2 separate regions of the Homo sapiens genome follow, and region 2 is linked to region 1. A link is an interaction called in ENCODE POLR2A ChIA-PET data of the cell type or tissue named here. Cell type or tissue: PC-9. All regions are shown on one strand. Links, peaks and the distances in the headings refer to the core of each region. The heading gives the core; the rest is flanking DNA.

Evidence for each region. Peaks named below come from ENCODE experiments on the same cell type or tissue, not always from the same donor. Only the 100,000 strongest peaks of a DNase experiment are listed, where the experiment ranks them.
Region 2: POLR2A ChIA-PET joins it to region 1 with 10 read pairs; 2 of 35 experiments call an interaction of 5 or more read pairs at or near these places.

What each region holds. Positions count from the first base shown.
Region 1 is chr11:57,598,693-57,605,093 of GRCh38, forward strand. SERPING1 (serpin family G member 1) reads left to right here. Exons shown (of 8, transcript NM_000062.3): 3 at 1,187-1,685; 4 at 3,343-3,477. Among named protein-coding and RNA genes, the nearest start is that of SERPING1, 4.2 kb to the left of the region's middle. In PC-9, for the core only: no CTCF peak of the experiment used is centred there; no DNase peak of the experiment used is centred there; H3K27me3 peaks cover 1,034 bases.
Region 2 is chr11:57,669,085-57,680,344 of GRCh38, forward strand. ZDHHC5 (zDHHC palmitoyltransferase 5) reads left to right here. Exons shown (of 12, transcript NM_015457.3): 2 at 2,937-4,110. The coding sequence starts at 4,007. Among named protein-coding and RNA genes, the nearest start is that of ZDHHC5, 6.6 kb to the left of the region's middle. RefSeq lists an enhancer at 1-108. In PC-9, for the core only: no CTCF peak of the experiment used is centred there; DNase peaks (open chromatin) are centred at 5,357 and 6,287; H3K4me3 peaks cover 329 bases; H3K27ac peaks cover 2,242 bases.

The sequences.
Region 1 (6,401 bases), core at 86-4,085:
AAAGCAAGAGTTTGTTGTAGAAAAGAGCTGTGGGGAGGAGAGGTTTGGCTGCTGTGACACAGACGGTGGTCCCAGGCTAGGGCCTGTGAAGACAGGGAAGAATGGTAGCAAACATACGTGGGTCTGGGTGGGGGTCAATAGCAGTGAGAGGTCCCAGTGGTCTGGGAGGTCATGGACTAGAAATAAGGCTAAGAAGTGCAGGATCCCAGGAGAAAGGTAGGTAGGGGTGTGTGTATGTGCGTGTGTGTGTGTGTGCACGCGCAAGTTGGTATCACATACTCAGCAGATGATGTAGTTATGAGCAGGGAGTTTGGAATCAGAGACCTTGTTTTGACCCCTAGCTGTTTCTCCCATTTCTGTGAGACCCTGGACTAGTTAATATGTGTCGGTATGAGTTTCTCTACCTGTGAAATGGAGCTAATGCGTGGTTTCTCAGTGGAGGATCTGTTGACATTGGGGCTGGATAATTCATTGCTGAGGGGCTACCCTGCGCATTTTAGGATGTTTTGCAGTATATCTCTAGCCTCTACGCACTAGATTCCGGTAGCATCTTCCCTGCTGTCTCCCTGTGACAACCAAAAATGTCTCTGGACATTGCCAAATATCCCCTGGGAGTCAAAATTGTTTCAGAGCCGCTGGCCTATACTACTTCTCTCTCCCTCCCTTCCTGCCTCCCTTCTTTCCTCCTTCCCTTTCTTCGTTCCCTTCCTAATGTGTACTGTTTTTCCACACCCACTAATGGGTTGCAACCCACAGTTTAAAAATTTACTGTTCTAAATCAAGGAGCACAAGTTCAAATGTCTGTACTAGCCAAGCAAGTGAGTCAAACAGGTAGATATTTACAGGAAATTGCAAGAACATAGATAAATGACAACACTCAGCTTCACTGTTTGGAAAACAACTTCCTACAGGGCAGTAATTGGTCAGAGATTACAGAGTCCCTGACTATCCCTCATCTTCTGCAGAGCACATTCCTGTGCACCCCCACCCTCACCCTGTATTGCCCCTTCTCTGAGGAATTAGTGGTGGTGGTTCTAAGACAGATTGCTCATCTGCCGCACTGTCAGAAATTACTCTCTTGTACAGGACATTTTCCACATCCACACCTTCTCTTCCTGCTTTGAGTATTTTAGAGGACTGTGCCTCGTAGTAAGAAAAAAATGAAACTCAGTTTCTTGAACCACAGGATAGAGCCTCCTCAAATCCAAATGCTACCAGCTCCAGCTCCCAGGATCCAGAGAGTTTGCAAGACAGAGGCGAAGGGAAGGTCGCAACAACAGTTATCTCCAAGATGCTATTCGTTGAACCCATCCTGGAGGTTTCCAGCTTGCCGACAACCAACTCAACAACCAATTCAGCCACCAAAATAACAGCTAATACCACTGATGAACCCACCACACAACCCACCACAGAGCCCACCACCCAACCCACCATCCAACCCACCCAACCAACTACCCAGCTCCCAACAGATTCTCCTACCCAGCCCACTACTGGGTCCTTCTGCCCAGGACCTGTTACTCTCTGCTCTGACTTGGAGAGTCATTCAACAGAGGCCGTGTTGGGGGATGCTTTGGTAGATTTCTCCCTGAAGCTCTACCACGCCTTCTCAGCAATGAAGAAGGTGGAGACCAACATGGCCTTTTCCCCATTCAGCATCGCCAGCCTCCTTACCCAGGTCCTGCTCGGTAAGACCCTGCTTGAATTCTCTCCAGGTCATTTGTTGGACACTCCCATAAGAGTCACCAATCCAGACACTTACAAAGCCATGCCTCTGGGAAGAAGCTGTAAAAATGGGCTATTATATATTGGGGGTGGGGTAGAGGGATGTATCTTTTCATTCTTGAACATTCCATCATTTCACAGTGATGTAATAGGCACGATTGCTTGTAAAACTCTGTGACTATACAAGAACATATAAAATAAGGTCGCAGCCACTAACCATGTTTCATGGCAAGGAGAGGTGATAAGAAAGATGAAATTAGGCGCAGTGGCTCACGCCTGTAATCCCAGCACTTTGGGAGGCCAAGGCGGGTGGATCACCTGAGGTCAGGAGTTCAAGACCAGCCTGGCCAACATGGTGAAACCCTGTCTCTACTAAAAATACAAAAATTATCAGGGAGTGGTGGTGCATGCCTGTAATCCCAGCTACTTGGGCAGCTGAGGCAGGAGAATCGCTTGAACCCAGGAGGTGGAGGTTGCAGTGAGCCGAGACCGCACCATTGCACTACAGTCTGGGTGACAGAGCGAGACTCTGTCTCAAAAAAAAAAAAAAATTATCAGAGATAGACCTAGAGTAGATGTGGTTAGTACTGCCTTCTAGCTCTGTGACCTTGGGCAGATCACTTTAACCTCTCTGAGCCTTGAGTCCTCTTGTGTAAAATAGTGATGATGCTATCTACCTCAAAAGATTAAGAAGCAGAAAGCCAGGCCGGATGCGGTGGTTCACACCTGTAATCCCAGCATTTTAGGAGGCCGAGGCGGGCAGATCACGAGGTCAGGAGTTCGAGACCAGCCTGACTAACATGGTGAAACCCCGTCTCTACTAAAAATAAAAAGAAATTAGCTAGGCATGGTGGTGCACACCTGTAACCCCAGCTACTCAGGAGGCTGAGGCAGGAGAATCACTTGAACACGGGAGGCAGAGGTTGCAGTGAGCCGAAATCATGCCACTGCACTCCAGCCTGGGAAGACTGAGCAAGACTCTGTCTCAAAAAAAAAAAAGAAGCAGCCTAGTGTCTGACTTAGTGGGAGGTCAAAAAAATGTAAATCCTCTGCCATCTTGAGGGATTACTGTCAAGTCCCATTTGGTAATTACCCTAGGAATGGCACAAACAAATTACTACAAGCAGTGGGGACAGAGCTATTACTCCCCAGAGAGAATTCTAAAAAGGCTACAGAATCTTTCTTGGCTGGGCACGGTGACTCACACCTATAATCCTGGCACTTTGGGAGGCCAAGGCAGGAGTTCAAGACCAGCCTGGCCAACATGTTGAAACCCCATCTCTACTAAAAATGCAAAAATTAGCCAGGCATAGTGATGCATGCTTATTGTCCCAGCTACTTGGGAGGCAGAGGTGGGAGGATTGCTTGAACCTGGAGATTCAAGTGAGCTGAGATTGCACCACTGCATTCCAGCCTGGGCAACAAAGCAAGACTCTGTCTCAAAAAAAAAAAAAAAAAAAAAAAAAAGAGAGATTGAGAGAACACTTCCAGCTCAGATGATCTGTGATCCCCTCCAAAGCAGGGAATACCCTCCATTCCAGCCTGGTCCCCAACCCTCATTCCCAAGGAAGGCCCCCGACTCATCCTGCAAGTATCTTTCATCTCTGCCCTTTGTTGCAGGGGCTGGGGAGAACACCAAAACAAACCTGGAGAGCATCCTCTCTTACCCCAAGGACTTCACCTGTGTCCACCAGGCCCTGAAGGGCTTCACGACCAAAGGTGTCACCTCAGTCTCTCAGATCTTCCACAGCCCAGGTGAGTGCCCAGGAATGGGCAGTGTCTGCAGAGGAGGGTCCTGAGAGGACTCTGAAGGGGGACCCAGCGCTGGGGAAAGAAAGGACAGAGGGAATGTTGGAGCTACAGTATCAGGGATGGACTGCAGAGCAGGTGAAGACCTTGGCAGGAGCATTAGGTCACTCCAGGAACTAGACTGTTCTTCTAATGAGACCTTAGACAAGTCTCTGGCATTCATCAACTGCTTTAGAATAAAAATAACCGGGCAGGTACAGTAAAATAGTGATGATGCTATCTACCTCAAAAGATTAAGAAGCAGAAAGCCAGGCTGGGCGTGGTGGCTCACACCTGTAATCCCAGCACTTTGGGAGGCCGAGGCAGGTGGATCACGAGGTCAGGGGTTCGAGACCAGCCTGACCAACATGGTGAAACCCTGTCTCTACTAAAAATACAAAAATTAGCTGGGCATGGTGGCGGGCACCTGTAATCCCAGCTATTCAGGAGGCTGAGGCAGGAGAATTGCTTGAACCTGGGAGGCGGAGGTTGCAGTGAGCCGAGATGACGCCACTGCACTCCAGCCTGGGCGACAGAGCAAGACTCCGTCTCAAAAAAAAAAACAAAAACAAAACAAAAACAAAAAAAAAAACAAAGAAGGAGAAAGCCGGGCCGGGCATGGTGGCTCTCATCTGTAAGTTCAAGGAGTTGAAGGTATGCTAGGACTTTGGGAGGCCAAGGCCTTCAAGACCAGCCTGGGCAGCATGGCGAAACCTGTCTCCATTAAAAAAAAAAAAGTTGGGGGTACGGCTGGGCATGGTGGCTCACACCTGTAATCCCAGCACTTTGGGAGGCTGAGGTGGGTGGAACACCTGAGGTCAGGAGTTCAAGACCAGCCTGGCCAACATGGCAAAACCCTGTCTCTATTAAAAACACAAAAATTAGCCTGGCATGGTGGCAGGCGCCTATAATCCCAACTACTCAGGAGGCTGAGGCAGGAGAATCGCTTGAACCCAAGAGAGTGAAGGTTGCAGTGAGCTGAGATCATGCCACTTCACTCCAGCCTGAGTGAAACAGCAAAACTCTGTCTCAAAAAAAAAAAAAGGAAGAAAGAAAAAAGGCCAGGCGCGGTGACTCACGCCTGTAATCGCAACACTTTGGCAGGCCGAGGCAGGCGATTCACAAGGTCAGGAGTTCGAGACCAGTCTGGCTAACTAACATAGTGAAACTCCGTCTCTACTGAAAATACAAGAAATTACCCTGGCATGGTGGTGTGCACCTGTAATCCCAGCTACTCAGGAGGCTGAGGCAGGAGAATCGCTTGAACCTGGGAGGCAGAGGCTGCAGTGAGCCGAGATCGCGCCACTGCACTCCAGCCTGGATGACAGAGCAAGACTCTGTCTCAAAAAAAAAAGGCCGGGCGCGGTGGCTCATGCCTGTAATCCCAGCACTTTGGGAGGCTGAGGCGGGCGGACCACGAGGTCAGAAGATCAAGACCATCCTGGCTAACAAGATGAAACCCTGTCTCTGCCAAAAAAATACAAAACTTAGCCGGGCATGGTGGCAGGCGCCTGTGGTCCCAACTACTTGGGAGGCTGAGGCAGGAGAATGGCATGAACCCGGGAGGCGGAGCTTGCAGTGAGCCGAGATTGCGCCACTGCACTCCAGCCTGGGCAACAGAGCGAGACACCATCTCAAAAAAAAAAAAAAAAAATGGGGCGGGCGGGCCAGGCGCGGTGTCTCACACCTGTAATCCCAGCACTTTGGGAGGCTGAGGTGGGCGGATCACTTGAGGTCAGGAGTTCAAGACCAGCCTGGCCAACACCAGGAAACCCTGTCTCTGTTAAAAATACAAAAATTAGCCAGGTGTGGTGGCACGCGCCTGTAGTCCCAGCAGGAGAATAACTTCAACCTGGGAGACAGAGGTTGCAGTCAGCTGAGATCGCACCACTGCATTCCAGCCTGGGTGACAGACCGAGACTCTGTCTCAAAAAAAAAAAAAAAAAGAAGAATACCCATATGCATTCATTAATATATAGGGCTAGAGGGCTAGAGAGCTATAGACATAAAATAGACAAAAAATTTTTTTGCTCATTTTTGGGTCAAAGGAGTCTTGGGACTCTAATTCTTTTAATTTTTGTGTTATGTGAATTTGTTATCATTTACATGTATTATGTTATTAAGTAGGTAATAATGATAATACTAATAATAAACTTACAAAACGATCCAATGTAGTTGTTTTCAGACTTTGTTCCTCGGAGCCCTAGGACTTTGCAAAGCTGTTTCTGGAGTCATGGTGGGAGTGGGGTGTGGGGAGCCTGAGCAGTGGGGAAGGGTTCACCACTTCCTGTGAGAGGGAAACGGACCAGCTGGGCTCTGAGCTCCCCACCCAGCCTCAGCCAGGGTCCATTTTATATTGTGGGCTTCAGACATGCCTTTGTTTGAAAGCAGTTCTGCTGCTTTAAAATGTTTGATAACCATTGAACTAATCTACCCACCTCCCTTTTTAAAAAAAAAAGGAAAACTTTTTTTTAAGCTGTTTTTTTTGTTTTTTGTTTTTTTTTAAACTGTAAAAACAATACTTAGGTCTGGCTCAGTGTGCCTGTAATTCCAACACTGAGAGGCTGAGGTAGGAGGATTGCTTGAGGCTAGAATTTCGAGACTAGCCTCTGGGCAACATAGACAGACCTCATCTCTACAAAAAATTTTAAAAATTATCCGGGTGTGGTACGTGTCTGTAGTTCCAGCTATGAAGGACTGAGACGGGAGGATTGCTTGAGCCAAGGAATTCGAAGTTAGAGTGAGCTATGTTTATGCCTCTGTACTCTAGGTTGGGTAACAGAGTAGGACCCTGTCTCTAAAAAAAAAAAAATTTAATTTAAATTTTAAAAACTCACCTATCACCCCATCATCTGAAAAACACCCTCTTTCAGATGTGGGAAAAACATGGC
Region 2 (11,260 bases), core at 3,796-7,795, 74 kb after region 1:
ATGCTCATTATCACCCATTGTATAAACTTAATGTTTACAAAATTATATTGCCATGTATTTTGCTACCTCGGTATATAATGATAACACCCACATTAAACTTCTTGGCTCTTTCTCCCATACCTTGACATGTGAATTATTCCATGGTACCTCCATTACTGTGCATTTAGATTTACTCTATTGTACTGTTACACCGCTTATTTCAACAAAAAATAGTTGTGTTGTCCTTGGTACTGCTGGTATCCACCTATTTAAGGAAATACCTGTATTAAACCTTATTAAAGCCTTCAAACCACATATCCTGTATTGTTTGTTTTACATATACATATTTCCATTTCATAGTTTACTCTGTGCCTCAATATGGCATACATATTACTTTTTTTCTCATTTTTGAGACGGAGTCTGGCTCTGTCGCCCAGGCTGGAGTGCAGTGGCTGCTATCTTGGCTCACTGCAACTTCCACCTCCCGGGTTCAAGCGATTCTCGTGTCTCAGCCTCCCTAGTAGCTGGGATTTCAGGCATGCCCCATCACGCCCTGCTCATTTGTTTGTATTTTTAGTAGAGACAGGGTTTTGGTATGTTGGCCAGGCTGGTCTCGAACTCCTGACCTCAAATGATCCGCCCGCCTCGGCCTCCCAAAGTGCTGGGATTACAGGCGTGAGCCCCCGTGCCCAGCTGGCATACATATTCTTGTATACTTTTTTGATACTAGTATGGATTCAAACTGTTGACTCTGATGAACCATACTCACCCTTGTGGTTTCATCCTAGTATCTGCAGCACATTCTTTTGCTAAGAATTGGTTCATCTTTATTTATACCCAATAAATTGTTAGGTTTTTGATTTCCCTTCTACTGTGTAGCCCCCAAGCATCTCAGATGCTGTTCTCTTTTGTGTTCCCAGTATTATACTCCCAAAATTGCATGGCCTTTCATGACTCTGTATTACTATGTCAATATTAGTCCATGTGACTTTTTTCCTGTGGAAAATATATGAAACAATATATAGTATCTAAATGATATTCTACTCTAGATAAAATTTAAGTAGTATAATTTTCCATCTTTTCTAGTCTTTGGGATTTTGAGGGAAAAGTTTGCTTTAATAGTACATATTGGCTGGGCAGAGTGTCTCACACCTGTAATCCCAGCACTTTGGGTGAGGAGGCAGATCACCTGGAGGTCAGGAGTTCGAGACCAGCCTGGGCAACATGGTGAAACCCCATCTCTACTAAAAATACAAAATTAGCTGGGTGTGGTGGTGCCCTCCTGTAATCCCAGCTGCTCGGGAGGCTGAGACAGGAGAATTGCTTGAATCCGGGACTCGGAGGTTGCAGTGAGCTGAGATCACACCATGCACTTCAGCCTGGGTGACAGAGGGAAACTGTGTTTCAAAAAAAAAAAAAAAGTACATATTGTCTACAAATCAAGAGTTTGCTTTTGTTAACAAAGTTACTGAGGCCTACATTCCAAATGTTAGGCTTCCATTCCTGTAGGAAACTGAGAGTTAAATAATCATTAAATCAGGGACTAGAGAGGATTTATGTTTTCTAGGACTATAACAGTTTCTTAGAATCTTTTGGCGCTCACTGTATTCTAATACTGCTGTTTGGCCCTCTGAAACCCTAATTTTAAAGAGAGAAATGAATCGTAAGGGAAGGCACCTTTGCCTTCCATGCCATAGGTGAGAGAGGAAGTGGTACATTATAGGGCACATTTATATTTTGTTATCTGAATCTTCTGATTTTTTTTTTTTTTTTTTTGAGACAGAGTCTTGCTCTGTTGCCCAGGCTGTAGTGCAGTGGCTCACTGCAACCTCCGCCTCCTGGGTTCAAGTGATTCTCCTGCCTCAGCCTCCTGAGTAGCTGGGACTACAGGCGCCCGCCCGGCTAATTTTTGTATTTTTAGTAGAGAAGGGAATAAAACTACTTTCTTTTAAAATTCTAACTTAAAATTTTTGGCTTGCAGATTCCAAGTTATCATCTCTGGGCAGGTAGTGGATGAAAAGGTAGAAAGGGTTTGTGTCACCAGAGGGGCATGTGACCTCTTGAGTTCTGAACCTGAGGTGATTCAGTGGAATGTCCTCGGGCATTCTGTAGCCTTCAATTTTAAAGAGTGGGATAAGGGACTGCGTCACCAGATAATGTGAGTAAAGTGCTTTTAGATCACCAGATGAAAAGCATTTTATAAAATCCCAAGGTGCTGGTGTTAGTTTGTTATTGTCATCAACAGAAATAATTGTTACTTTTAATCATATTGGGGCAGGTGGGGCTCAGTTACCTTAGGCCAATATAGGAATAATAAACTGTTGAATTGGGAAAAAAGAACCAACCCTATGCTATGCTTATTCAGTTTCTCATAGAGGGCATCATGGCTTTCTCTGCAAGAACATTTCTTACCCAGTGTTCTAATGGGTGATTCCAAAAGACCAAAAATTCAGCTTCTACCTCTTCAGGATTGTAACTAAAAAGCATAGAGGAGCAAAAGAAACACACAGAGAAAGAAAATGAGACTTGCTTTCCTAATTTTGAGGTTAATTTTTTTCTTTTTTCACTATAACAATAAACACTCTTCTTGTCCAAAGAGAAATCTTTGTTCTAGGACTGCCCTTCACTGCTGTGCCCTTGTTTGTGATTTTGATATTCTTGGTATTTGTTACTACCATCTATGTCAGGTGAGATGGGCCCCTTACAAGAGCTAGTCCTTTGATGTCCTTTGGCCAGGTGAAGCCATGTTCTGCTTCCAATCTGAACAGAGCAAAGGATTCTCAAGTCAGTTTTCCTCTGAATTCAGAGTCCCTTCTTACCCACATACATGTAAGTGAAATGGAAAACAGTCTTTCTTTCAGAAAGTACTTTTTAACAGCAGCCTGTGGAATTTTAGCCTTGGTGTCTAAGAAATACCCTGAAAGAATTCTCTGATAAAGATACTTGTTTTTCTCCAGGTGAGACACAGTAACCTGGTTGAACTCTGCATCTGGAAAGCTGAAGACTGAAGAAAGATAAGAGACATTGACTAGTCTGGAAACAGGGACATCTTTGGAACTTCGTTTTCATCCACAGTAAACTTTTGAAGTGTCATCAATTGGAATTGATTTCTTCATCTTATTCTGCCTATTGGGAAGAACATGGCTTCAAGGATTTTAAGTTTCCCTTTAGTTTTACATGAACTTTGTAGGAAACAGAGCCCTTAAAGGGCTTGGGAATAACAAGAAGAGATTGAAGACAGAGAAGCTTGCCCTGTTTTCCTTGCCCCTTCAAAGAAAAGGATTTACAGCTCAAACTTAGAACAGCTGTTGTCCAGCTTTAGCCATCAAGAGAGAAATAAATTAAACCACCATTGCCAGACTACAAGCCCTGGTGAAGTCAGGGTGTGGGAGTGGTGGCATTGAGAAGACTACCTAAAAGAGACAAAGACTGCAGTAAACAAAGCTCCTCTTTAAAGTTGGAAGGGGCCTCAGGTTCCTTCTTGGATTGAAATAGAAATAGAAACACAGGGCACACCTCTTTTAGGTGCAGCTCACATTTTATGGAACTGTAGTCGTGGAGGTACTATAGTATCTCAGAAGAATTTTTCTTTGCCCAAAGTTTTTTTGCCATACCCTGATATTCTCTCCTTCTTTTGAAGACCTGCCTCCATCCATGAGCTGTATCTTGATCTGTCTGACTGTCCATGTTTTCCACCTGCAACCATTTGCATGTGTACAGCCTACTGTTTGTCTCCAGTTTTTAAACTGTACAAGTTGTGTTTCTTAATCTTCCCTTCTGCCTTGTTCTGGGGAGGTGGTTATTCATCATTTGGAATCACCTTTCCCCCTCCCATGTGCTTTCCTTCATTTGAGATCTTTTGACCTTTGGCTTTATTTGGGAGGGGGAAGGGTGATAAAGTTTTCTGTTTCCCTGGTTTTCTTTTGTACTCCTCTCTGTTGCTTCCCTCCTCCCATTTTCTTGTCTGTTCTGCCGCTGTGTGGGCCTGGGCTATGCGGCAGGGCAGATTTCCCATCAGAGCTCCAACATGCCCGCAGAGTCTGGAAAGAGATTCAAACCCAGCAAGTATGTCCCGGTCTCTGCAGCCGCCATCTTCCTAGTGGGAGCTACGACACTCTTCTTTGCCTTTACGTGAGTTTTCTCCCAGCAGGGGTGTTTGGGTGGGTGGATACTCCATGGGAAGTGAGGAGATAACGCTTTCTCTTGAGTTTTGCAAAGCCAAGTGACTGAGAGGGCTCAGCGTCTGGTACAGGTAAATCCAAATCCCAGAGACATGTAAGAAAAATGAGAAAAAGCCTGTCCTTTCAGTCGTGTTATCAGTTTTACTTCGCTGAATCTTCTACCTACCCTTTCCTCCTTTATTTTGGAATCATAGATGTCTTCATATTTTTCTACCCAGCTCCATCATTAGATGATCCTAAGCTAGGAAGGAAGTGGGAGGAAACCACCAGAGAGGCTTAAAGCAGTTTAAGCAGTCAATTCTATGAGAAAGAGAACTAGACTAGACTAAAGGCTTTTTTTTGGAGGCAGCGTCTCTTGCTCTGTCACTCAGGCTGGAGTGCAATGTCGCGGTCTCGGCTCACTGCAACGTCCGCCTCCCAAGTTCAAGCGATTCTCCTGCCTCAGGCTCCTTAGTAGCTAGGATTAAAAGTGCCAACCACCACACCTGGCTAATTTTTTTTATTTTCAGTAGAGATGGGGTTTCACCATATTGGCCAGGCTGGTCTCAAACTCCTGAACTCAAGTGATCCATCCACCTTGGCCTCCCAAAGTGCTGGGATTACAGGTGTGAGCCACCATGCTGGGCCGACTAAAGCCTTTTTAAATGCTAATGGCTTTTTTCCAGGATGTCTGAAACTTAGGTTTGAGATTGTGGAAACTGAGAGTATTGGAAAATTTCAGAATTGATTTATAAGATACACCAATGAGAGAGTTTTGGCTTTTAGTGCTACCCAGATGGTTTTCTTTGTACTCTTAAGAACAGAAGCCTGGAGAAGTGAAGGCCACTGAGAAAGGAAAGGGTAAGTTGTATTTGGGAAGAGAGTCCTAAAAGAGTCCCTTTATGTTAGTTTCTGCCGAGGGAATGACAGTAATTTTCCCATTACTTGGTTCTGTTGGGAAAAGCAGTTGGTATGAAAAAATTTCCCATTTAGGATCTAGGATCTGCATCATTCTCACTTTGATCTTCAGACTTTCTTCATTTACTTGTTATTGGAAGAGACTGAGTGATTTAAACCTTCCCTTTTTCCTCAGTTTTTTTTTTTTTTTTATTAAGCTCTTGACCATCTGGAAGGCATCCTTGCTGTTACCTGTTTATAAATTAACATGTACCAGGCTTCTGAGCCTTATACTGTTGAGTCATTGATTTAGTGCTCTAGTTGCAGCTCTTGGAATCATCAGAGCATGCTGGATCTTCTGGGAAGTTACTTTGTCATGGTTCAGGCTCAAACCTAGTTGTGAAGTGTTATTCAGAGCAACATGAGGTTGCTGGAAAGAGGAAGAAGTGAATTGAAGTGGTAGGGAATAAAAACACTTGGGCTCATTGAAGTAGAGATTATTGGGGTGGAGGCAATTATACACAAGTTAAATCTGAGGTAGGAGGGAAGGAAAACTCCCCATATTTAGCTTTAGAAGCCAAAAGATATTCTGAAAAATGTGGGTCACATTGTCTAAAGAGTCAGCAAAGTAATACTGATGTATTTCTCTAGTTTTTAAAGAAGGAGAGAAAGAATCACTATCTAAGGCATGAACACCATCCTACTTCTCACCTCCTCTGAAGCAGAGAAGTTGTAGATTTTTTGGCCCCCAGCTCTGAGCTTGAGCATACCTGCTGGAGTCTCTCAAGGATCTAGAGACAGTGCTGCTTTTCTCTGACTTAATATTTTCTTCATAACCTTTTCCTCTTGCTTAAACTCAACATGTTCAGTGCTCTGTCCTTCTTCATACATTTACTACCAGAAAGAGGGGTGAGTCTTTGGTGTCAGAACTTGTTTTGGTTTTTGCTAATATGGCCAGGAAGTAGAATCAAAATTTTAACTAAGGGACATTTATATTATATCTTAGTATCCTGTAGCAATTTTGGTTCTGGGTCAAGAGGGGTATGTACAAGACCAGTTTGACACCCTTAACTCTGCTCAATTGGGGAGGGTCTATTTTCCTTTAAGAGGCAAAGCCTTTGGAGAAGGAAATTGAGGGGACTAAATGATTTCTGTCTTTCAAGCTCCCTCTTCTTGAGATAGAGCAAGCTGAATCCTTGTTTTTAATTTGCTAATCTGGAACCATTGAAGTGTTTGACTGGTTATACCAGTTTGCCTACAAAGAGTTGTCCTGACATAGGCATTTTCTCAACTGATAGTTGAAGCTGTTTAACCTACTTTCTCATTCCCTGGTGCCAGTAAAGTAGGAGCCCTCCTTATTCCATGGTCTCTTAGCTCTAGGAAAAAGGATTTTGGAGGACAATATTGACCTTATTTGGAATTATTGCCTCTCATCCAAAGTTAGAAGAACCCTAAGTCATAGCTGGAGTTCCTTCCCCCTGGCGCTAGTTTCCACAGGACCAATTTCTGGGCTCCATCTTTTCCTAAGCATCTCCCCTAGTCACCTTGTGGGGGCACAAACACACTGTTTATCTTACTCTAGCACCTAGCTCGGGTAATTCTGAAATTCTCATCTCCTCTTCTCCATCTGACTAGAGTATTTCCTCTGTAAGCATATATCTGGGCTGAGGCACCACTGTTCTTAAAAACTATCCTCTCATGTATTTTACCTCTTTCGAGGTTCAGTTCCCTGGAGAATCCCCTGTTTAAAACCATACAACCTAAAAAAGAGTTCAGGGTTTCAAATGGAGAGGCAAGAGGAAAACTCTCTGAACTAGCTCCTATGTGGGGCTGTAAATCTGTAACTACTCTATCATCCTCCTATTCTCTTCACTAGGCTACAACTAGCTACATTATTAGAAGCCCCAGGTGAGAATTACTTTGGGATATAGAGGAATGCGAGTAGGAGGGAGAGTCCCTTTCAGGTAACAGACATAATTAGTGGAGGCATGTAGACTTCAACTAGTTAGGAACAATTTACCTTCCATGTTTCTTTGTTAAGTTGGGGAAAGCTATGAGCAGAAATTACTAGTTGAGTTTGCATCAAAGAAATAGTGATCTGCCCCAGAGAATCTTGAACAGAACAGTTCAGGCCTTCCTCCTGGAACTCTAATCCCTCTCATTCCCTGAATTTGTCCAGCACTAAAACTAAGGAATGGTGGGGATCCTGTCTTAATTCTTCTCTGTTTTCACTATTTGGGAGGGAGAGTGTCTGCTGAAGTAACCTTCTACCTCCCAGTTAGTTACTAGACTTCATTTAGGATAACTACTTGGATGCTTATCTATCTTAGTTTAATCTTGTTTTTTGACTGGCAGAGGGGCAGTCCTAGGTAAGTGGGATAAGCCCTCTTTGGGGGAGGTCAGGAGATTGATTCTGGTGAAGTCTGTTAACCTTTGTGGACCTAAGTTCTTCCTGTTTACAGTGAGAACGTTGACCTACAGCAGTTTGTTTAAGCAACATGACCCTTTTTCAAATGAAATCTTATATACAAAAAAAAAAACCAACATAAAAATTAGGGCTGCTCTGGTTCAAGTGAGGCTGGCATATAGAGGCCCAGCCCCTTGGTATCGCCTCTTTACCGTGTAGGATCTCCTGAGACCTAGTGCTCCTGGTAACACCATTTCGAATCACTTTGAATTGTATCTTGTTTAAAGTCTCATCAAACTGTGAATTAGTCCAGTTAAGGTCTTATTTTATCCATTTCTAAAGCTGGTGGGAGGGGGCAGGATAAGATCTCTGCTTCACGTGATTTTTTTTTTTTTTTTTTTTTTTTTTTTTTGAGATGGAGTCTTACTCTGTCGCCCAGGCTGGAGTGCAGTGGCGCGATCTCGGCTCGCTGCAAGCTCTGCCTCCTGGGTTCATGCCATTCTCCTGCCTCAGCCTCCCGAGTAGCTGGGACTACAGGCACCCACCACTACACCCGGCTAATTTTTTGTATTTTTAGTAGAGAAGGGGTTTCACCGTGTTAGCCAGGATGGTCGTGATCTCCTGGCCTCGTGATCTGCCCGCCTCAGCCTCCCAAAGTGCTGGGATTACAGGCGTGAGCCACCACGCCCAGCCCCTATTTTATCCATTTCTAAAGCTGGTGGGGAGGGGGCAGGATAAGATCTCTGCTTCACGTGATTTTTTTTTTTTTTTTTTTTTGAGATGGAGTCTTACTCTGTTGCCCAGGCTGGAGTGTGGTGGTGTGATCTCGGCTCACTGCAACCTCTGCCTCCTGGGTTCAAGCGATTCTCCTGCCTCAACCTCCTGAGTAGCTGGAATTACAGGCGCCTGCCACTAAGCCCAGCTAATTTTTGTATTTTTAGTAGAGTTGGGGTTTCACCATAATGGCCAGGCTGGCCTCAAACTCCTGACTTCAGGTGATCCACCCACCTCGGCCTCTCAAAGTCCTGGGATTACAGTCGTGAGCCACCGCACCTGGCCACTTCACGTGATCTAAGGGAAGGATAAAGTCAGAGTTGTATGGAAATCCATGATGGTCTTTTCAGGCTCCCATCCATTATATAGTTTGCGGCTTTTCAGTTTCTGCCTCAGTCCTCTTCCAACCCTTTTACCCACAGGAAGTTGGCCGACCTCCATGGAGTTCTCTCTGGTCCCCCCTCCCCCGTAACTGCAGAGGTATTAGCACCTGATTTGAGTGGGAGCAGCCTTGTGATTTAGCACATTAATGGAGCAGTGGTTGTGCCTTTTCCTTCTCACATTGTTTTCTTATCCAGGAATAAGTGCCCAGGTCCTACGTCTCACATTCAGCTGGTTGAAAGTCTGGGTACCACAAATCAGGTGTTTTCAGAGAAACTGGGTTGCCCACCTGTAAAGGGAGAAATTGTTTTCTCATGGAATCTTGAGGAAAGGATTTCTAAATGAGGATCCCCATGGGCAGGAAGTGGAACATTCATTTCAGCCTTCTCTCATCAACAAGGAACACTAGTCATATGCTCAAGCAATATGCTAGGCATGGGCAGAATGCATAGACCTATTCTTTAGGAGCTTAGTGTCTCTGTTTTAAGTGTCCTTGAATTCCTAGTATTTCAGATAGGGGAAGGTAGAGGTGGAATAATTGATGATGATGATAATGATGGTGATAGTTAATAATGTTTTCTTTTGTCTTCTGTCCACTGAATGCTCAGTATCAAGCCAGCTAGTTTAAAAAGAATTCTAGCACTTTGGGAGGCTGAGACAGGCAGATCAGGAGGTCAGGAGATCGAGACCATCCTGGCTAACACGGTGAAACCCGTTCTCTACTAAAAATACAAAAAAATTAGCCAGGCGTGGTGGTGGGCGCCTGTAGTCCCAGCTACTCGGGAGGCTGAGGCAGGAAAATGGTGTGAACCCGGGAGGCGGAGCTTGCAGTGAGCCGAGATCGCGTCACTGCACTCCAGCCTGGGTGACAGAGCAAAACTCTGTCTCAAAAAAAAAAAAAAAAAAAATTCTAGCGGCTGGGAGCAGTGGCTCACACCTGTAATCCTAGTACTTTGGGAGGCTGAGGCGGGAGGATCGCTGAGCCCAGGAGTTCGAGACCAGCCTGGCCAACATAGTGAGACCTGTCTCTACAAAAAATAAGCAAAGTCAGCTGGTCATGGTGGCATGCACCTGTAGTCCCAGCTACTTGGGAGGGTAAGGCTGAAGGGTTGCTTGAATCTGGGAGGCAATTTTAGTGAGCCAAGCATGGGTGACAGAGCGAGACCCTGTCTCAAAAAAAATGAATTCTAATAACTTTTGAATGAAGATCTTTCTCCTTCATTCTCATGTTTGTACTATGTAGCTGAAGTAACAAGGTTGGAGAGTTTCATGTGGATTACCTAAGGCCTTGCATAGAGAAGTATTAATTGAGGCAGGATTAAAATCCAAAGATTCTTGACTCCTACTTTGTGTTTCTTTCTAAGAACTTAACCATTTTTTTGTAACAGGATGCATTAGGGAGTGCTCTGAAACAGGGTTTCAGGAGTGTGGATATTGGAATCCATTCTCCCAATTTTATTTATTTTTATTTTTTATTTTATTTTGTATATATATTTTGAGACGGAGTTTGGCTTTTACGCCCAGGCTGTCGTGAAGTGGCGCGATCTTGGCTCACTGCAACCTCTGCCCCCCGGGTTCAAGTGATTCTCTTGCCTCAGCCTCCCGAGTAGCTGGGATTACTGGTGCCCACCACCACGCCCGGATAATTTTTGTATTTTTAGTAGAGACAGAGTTTCACCATGTTGGCCAGGCTGGTCTCGAACTCCTGACCTCAGGTGATCCACTTACCTTGGTGTCCCAGAGTGCTAGGGTTACAGGCGTGAGCCACCATACCTGGCCCCACTCTGCCAATTTTATTTGGTCTTGAAAACAGGAGTGCTGAATGGATGGGCAGAAGAACCCGTTCTACCTGAGATGGTATAGGTCTGGTAGTCCTGTCAATGAGTCAGCCAGCCTTCTGGGCTGTGACCACTCCCTAGGCTTTTAGAGCTTTATGATTATTGCCATAGTCTAAGGACGAGCCCCAACATCTCCTGTTCTGAGCTCTGGCCTCATCTTCCATCAAAGGCAACAGATTCAGACAGGCCACTTGGGGTGGTCACCTAGGAATCTGGCAAAGTACCATAGCAACGGAAAGCCTCTCCTTAAATCAAGCAGAATTTGGGATATGGCAAGAACGGGCTCTGCTCACACATGCCTCTCCTTGGTGGGGTGTTCCCTTATAGTGCTGATTGGAAGCAATGGTTCTGTGAATCTAGGAGCAAATATTGTCCATGAAGTTGTTATTTGCATCATTTCTAGATTCTGGCACTGTGGGGGCAGACTTTATTTTGGCAACAGATACTGGAATTCCATTCCAGGATTACACACTTTATCTGGACCAAGTTGATATCCAGAAGGTTGTAGGGTAAAGTTCATCATCCAGGGATAGGTTGGCAGGATCCCCAAGAAACTGAGTTGCTTTGCCTAAAAATGAAACTGGCTGGGCATGGTGGCTCATGTCTGTAATCCCAGCACTTTGGGAGGCTGAGGCGGGCAAATCGCTTTGAGCTCAAGAGTTGAGTCCAGCCTGGGCAACATGGTGAAACCCTGTCTCTACAAAAAATTAGCCGGGCGTGGTGGTGTGCATCTGTAGTCCCAGCTACCCAGGAGGCTGGGGTGGGAGGATCACTGGAGCTCAGGAGTTTGAGGCTGCAGTGAGCTGTGATCTTGCCACTACACT